Regions from separate parts of the Homo sapiens genome. Here region 2 is linked to region 1. Evidence: read pairs that join two places in POLR2A ChIA-PET (ENCODE). Cell type or tissue: GM12878. All regions are shown on one strand. Each heading gives the region's core, and the rest is flanking DNA. Links, peaks and the distances in the headings are about the cores only. Region 1 overlaps PICALM (phosphatidylinositol binding clathrin assembly protein). Region 2 overlaps PICALM (phosphatidylinositol binding clathrin assembly protein).

Region 1 (2,804 bases), core at 24-2,523:
AGGGATTCTCCTGCCTCAGCCTCCCAAATACCTGGGATTACAGGTGCCCACCACCACGCCCAGCTAAATTTTTGTATTTTTGATAGAGATGGGGCTTCACCATGTTGGCCAGGCTGGTCTCGAGCTCCTGACCTCAGGTGATCCACCCACCTCGGCCTCCCAAAGTGTTGGGATTACAGGCGTGAGCCACTGCGCCCGGCCAAGGTTTACTCTTGCTGTTTGTATGTTCTATGGGTTTGGCCAATTGTATGGCACATATCCACTGTTGTAGCGGTACAATGTTTATCTGCCCTGAAATACTCTGTGCTCCCCCTCGCCATCCCTTCTCTTCCCCAGCCACTGGCAACCACTATTTTTTGTTAACTGTCTCCATAGTTTTGCCTTTTCAAGATGTCATAGTTGGAATCATACAGTCTATAGCCTTTTCAGATTTTCTTTTTTCACGTACTAATATGCGTTTACGATTTCCTCAATGGCTTTTCACGGTTTGACAGCTTTTTTTTTTCTTTTGCACTTGACTATTCTATTATCTGGATATACCCGGGTTTATTTGTCCATTTACTTACTGAAGGACATCTTGGTTGCTCCCTAGTTTTGGCAATCGTGAATAAAGCTGCTATAAACATCAAACATCTGTGTGCGTGTCTTTTGTGTGGACATAAGTTTTCAGTTCGTTTGGGTAAATAGCAAGGAACACAGTTGCTGGATCATATGGTAAGAATACCTTTAGTTTTGCAAGAAACCTCTAAACTGTCTTTCAAAGTGATGGTACCATTTTATATTCCCACCAGTAATGAATGGGAGTTTCTGTTCACATTCTCACCAGCATTTGATATTGTCACTGTTAATGGGTTTTGGCCATTCTAATAGGTGTGTAGTGGTATTGTTTTAATTTGCATTTTCCTGATTATGTGACTTTTTTTCATATGCATACTCGCCATCTTTATATCTTCTTTAGTGAGGTGTCCGTTAAGGTCATTGTCCTGTTCTTAAAGTCAGGTTCTTTGTTTTCTTATTGTTGAGGTTTGAGAGTTGTTTATTTTGAATAACAGTCCTTTATCAAATGTGTCTTTTCTTTTCTTTTTTTTTTTTTTTTTTTTTTTTTGAGATGGAGTCTTGCTCTGTCTCCCGGGCTGGAGTGCAATGGGGCCATCTCATCTCACTGTAAGCTCTGTCTCCCAGGGGTTCAAGTGATTCTTCTGCCTCAGCCTCGCAAGTAGCTGGGATTACAGGTGTCTACCATCATGCCTGGCTAATTTTTGTATTTTTAGTAGAGATGGCGTTTGACCATATTAGCCAGGCTGGTCTTGAACTCCTCATCTCAGGTGATCCGCCTGCTTCAGCCTCCCAAAGTGTTGGGATTACAGGCATGAGCCACTGAGCCCGGCTATCAAATGTATCTTTTGCAAATATTTTCTCCCAGTCTGTGCCTTGTCTTTTTCATTCTCTTGACAATGCCTTTCACAGAGCAGAAAATTTTAATCTTAATGAAGTCCAGTTTAGCAGTTCTTTCTTTCATGGGTCATGCCTTCATCATTGTATTTAAAAAGTCATCAACAAACTCAAGGTCATCTAGATTGTCTTCTATGTCACCATTTGGGAGCTTTATAATTTTGCATTTTACATTTAGGTCTGTGATCCATTTTGAGTTAATTTTTGTGAGTGTAATGTCTGTCTCCTGATTCATTTTTTTTTTTTTTGCCTGTGGATATCTAGTTGTGCAGTACTATTTGTTGAAAAGATTATCTTTGCTGCATTGTATTGCCTTTCTCCTTTGCTGGCAGTGGTTCTTAAGGTGTGGTCTGGGGACTTTTGGGGGTCCTCAAGACCATTTCAGCAAGTTTGTGAGTTCAAAACTGTTTTCATATACTAAGACATTATTTGCCTTTTCTATTTTTATTCTTTCAAGAACCACTGTACAGTGGAGTTTTCTAGAGGCTGTGTGATGTGTGTGTGATATTGCCATAGGTTGAATGTAGTAGCAGATAATGATAATTCAACTATTTCCTATTAAACCACAAAATAGAGTTTTGCCAAAATGTGAAACAGTGCCACTCTTCTAAATTGTGGGGTTTTTTGAAAATACTGTTATTTTTCAAATGAATTAATGTTGATAAATTTATCAGTTTCAGTTTCTAACAGTAAATATTGGTAGAGAACCCCCACATGAAAGCTCTTGGCTCCTCAATTTTAAAAGTGTGAAGGTTCTGAGACTAAAAAAATGCACCTTTAGGGATGAGTGTGTATTAGAAGGGACAAAAGAGTACTCAAAGAGGAACTAGATCTAAGGGATCCTTTGAATTCTCAAAGTAATTTTGGATTTGATTTTGTAGGTAACAGTGCCTCAACTTTTGGAAGATTTCAAGCAAGAGATGTGGTATCATAATCCCTATGTCCACTTTATGTCCATAAATAGATTGGAAGGAGTGTTCAGTATGACTTGGAAAGGAAACTGCTGGGGCAAAAAAGTCTTAACAATAATATTTAAATTTTTTTCCCAAAGGCCTTAAAAATTAGTTATTAATTGGAACTCTTGATTATTTGTCCTCTCTCTTTTTTTTTTTTATGTCAAAACTATCCTTTTTTGTGAAAGTTAGGCAGGTTAGGTATCAATTGTGCCAAAAGTTCTTGACTACCAAACCGTTAGCCTTTGCACATATGATTCCTTGGACTAAAGACAGGGTCTGGCTCTGTCACCCAAGCTGGAGTGTAGTGTCATGATCATGGCTTACTGTAACTCTGAACTCTTGGGCTCAAGGGATTCTCTTGCCTCAGCCTCCTGAGTAGGTAGGACTACAGGTGTG
Region 2 (2,804 bases), core at 287-2,786, 68 kb after region 1:
TGTCATCTCAGCTTCTTGGGAGGCCGAGGCATGAGAATCACTTGAACCCCGGAGGCGGAAATTGCAATGAGCCGAGATTTGTGCCACCACACTCTAACCTGGGAGACAGAAAAGAAAAGAAAAGAAATCTCATGTATGAGAAGCTTAGATCATAACATTAAATGCTTAAGGTATTTTGAAGTTAACTATTTACTTGAACACTTAAATATGTAACATTTTACATATAATGCTGCTGTTATAGTATATGACAAAGCAAAGGTATGATTTTTTTCATAATCCCCAAATCTTGTACTGTTCTTTTATTGGCTTTTATTAGCTAAAAATGAATGCCAATAACAGACGTAGTATTTAATTTAGTTCTTTTAAACACCACAGAAATGATGCGCATTCCTAGTCATAGATTAGTGATAAGATAGAGATAAAGGGAAGAAAAGTTTATATGTATATATGAAAGACATTTAAGATTCTACCTTTTGGTAGAATGAAAATGGGAGAACACAAGCTCTCTTGTTGGCCTCATTGTATTATTAATGAGCCTTGACTTTTTCAACAAATGTTGTGGAGTCTAAACAAGCAGTCGGTATTGAATACTAATATCTGAGAAGACCTAGGTTTTCATCACCCTGAAAATTTTGGATGATAGCAAACTTTGAATTTTTATATCTAAAAATATACAATATTATCAGTTTGGTACACTGTTGAATATTTGAAGCAAGATTTCAGATTTTAGTTTAGGTGTAATAGAATTATCCATTCTGAAGTTTAATTTGCTTTACTTTTAGCTGGCATGAAACACAAAACACTTGATGAAAAAATTTGATTATCTGGGCAGGTGCAGTGGCTCATACCTGTAATTGCAATACTTTAGGAGACCAAGGCAGGAGGATTGCGTTAGCCCAAGAATTTGAGACCAGCCTGGGCAATATAGCAATACCTTGTCTCTACCATGTTTAAAAAAAAAAATCAGTTTAGTGTGTGTGAATGTAGGTATCAGTTGTTTAGGACTTAAAGGCGATAATATGACTGTGGTGCCATTTTAATCCTTGTTTTAACTTTTTTTGGATTTTTTTAGATGACTCTAGTGTAGCATAAAATTAAACTTTTGCGCCAGGTGTGTGGTGGCTCACGCCTGTAATCCCAGCACTTTGGGAGGTTGAGGTGGGTGGATCATTTGACGTCAGGAATTTGAGACCAGCCTGGCCAACATGGTGATACCCCATCTCTACAAAAAATGTAAAAATTAGCTGGGTGTGGTGGTGTGCACCTGTAATCCCAGCTACTCGGGAAGCTGAGGCACGAGAGTCGCTTGAACCTGAGAAGCAGAGGTTGCAGTGAGCCAAGATCATGCCCCTGCATTCTAGCCTGGGCGACAGAGCGAACCTCTGTCTCAAAAAAATGAAAAAATTAAACTTGAATGAATAATGAAAAAAAAAGGGACAAAACTATATTTAAAAATTTTAGACTGGGTGCAGTGGCTCACACTTGTAATCCCAGCAGTTTGGGAGCTGAGACAGGCAGATTATTTGAGCCCAGGAGTTCGAGACCAGCCTGGACAACATGGCAAGACCTTGCCTCTACAAAAAAATCGGAAAATAGCCAGGCATGGTGCCATACACCTGTGGTCCCAGCTACTCAGAAGGCTAAAGTGGGGGGATTGCTTGAGCACAGAAAGGTCGAGGCTGCAGTAAGCTATGATTATGCCATTGCATTCCAACCTAGGCAACAGAGCAAGACTCTTATTTAAAAAAAAAAAAAAAAACTTTAAGGGATTTCGAATTGCCAGTTTAATAGGTTAACTTGAAATAGCTGGAGCGTTATTATTATACCTTAATGAATTGGTTTTTATTATTATAGTGTAATGTCCATTAATAGATTAACATCTTGTAGATTACCTGTAGTGTTTTGTCAAGTAGATTAGGAACTGGTTTTCCTTATCTGATTGATCTAATTATGAATGCATTTGCAAATATTTCTGAATATTCTTCTCTAAGGTGTTTCACGTAATAGGAAGTGATTGAAATTAGGTGCTAGATAAAACCTATCTGTCAGTAGAACAGCGGATGACTGGTAACCTTTCCTGAACATGTGTTTTCTCATAAACCAATGGATCTGTTACAGAAATAATGTGTCTTTAAAAAATTACGTATTTCATGGCTTTTTTTGCGTGAAAAACAGATATTTTACTTGTCTGACAAAATATAATGTACTTTTAAAACTCTATGCAGCTGTTAATATCATGTATTTAAAAACAGAACATTCGGCCGTGTGTGGTGGCTCATGCCTGTAATGCCAGCACTTTGGGGAGGCCAAGGCGGGTGGATCACCTGAGGTTAGGAGTTCGAGGCCAGCCTAGCCAACATGGTGAAACCCCCGTCTCTACTAAAAATAGAAAAATGAGCTGAGCGTGGTGGCACGCGCCTGTAATCCCAGCTACTCAGGAGGTTGAGGCAGGAGAATTGCTTGAACCCAGGAAGCGGAAGTTGCAATGAGCTGAGATCACACCATTGCCCTTCAGCCTAGACAACACAGCGAGTTCGACTCTGTCTCAAAAAAAAAAAAAACAAAACACACCCAGAACTTTCAGCCTAACTGGCCAACTGTAAGCTTAATGCAACTCCTTTCTTATGCAAGAAGAAGCTAGAGTGGCCATCAGTATATATATTAGCTAAAATATATATATATTTTTAGTACTAAAAACCAATGTCCTTGTTGGCTCATGCCTGTAATCCCAGCACTTTGGGAGGCCAAGGCAGGAGGATTGCTTGAGTCCAGGCAGGTGTTCAAGACTAGCGTTGGTATCATAG

Evidence for each region. ChIA-PET counts read pairs that join two places held together with the same protein. Peaks named below come from ENCODE experiments on the same cell type or tissue, not always from the same donor. Only the 100,000 strongest peaks of a DNase experiment are listed, where the experiment ranks them.
Region 2: POLR2A ChIA-PET joins it to region 1 with 8 read pairs; 5 of 35 experiments call an interaction of 5 or more read pairs at or near these places.

Annotation. Positions count from the first base shown.
Region 1 is chr11:86,059,632-86,062,435 of GRCh38, reverse strand. All of the region lies in intron 1 of PICALM (phosphatidylinositol binding clathrin assembly protein), which reads left to right. LOC124902730 (a long non-coding RNA gene) reads left to right here. Exons shown (of 2, transcript XR_007062822.1): 1 at 1-2,804. Among named protein-coding and RNA genes, the nearest start is that of PICALM, 8.0 kb to the left of the region's middle. In GM12878, for the core only: no CTCF peak of the experiment used is centred there; no DNase peak of the experiment used is centred there; H3K4me3 peaks cover 1,710 bases; H3K27ac peaks cover 550 bases.
Region 2 is chr11:85,992,042-85,994,845 of GRCh38, reverse strand. The region is part of intron 12 of PICALM (phosphatidylinositol binding clathrin assembly protein); the gene reads left to right. Among named protein-coding and RNA genes, the nearest start is that of PICALM, 76 kb to the left of the region's middle. In GM12878, for the core only: no CTCF peak of the experiment used is centred there; no DNase peak of the experiment used is centred there.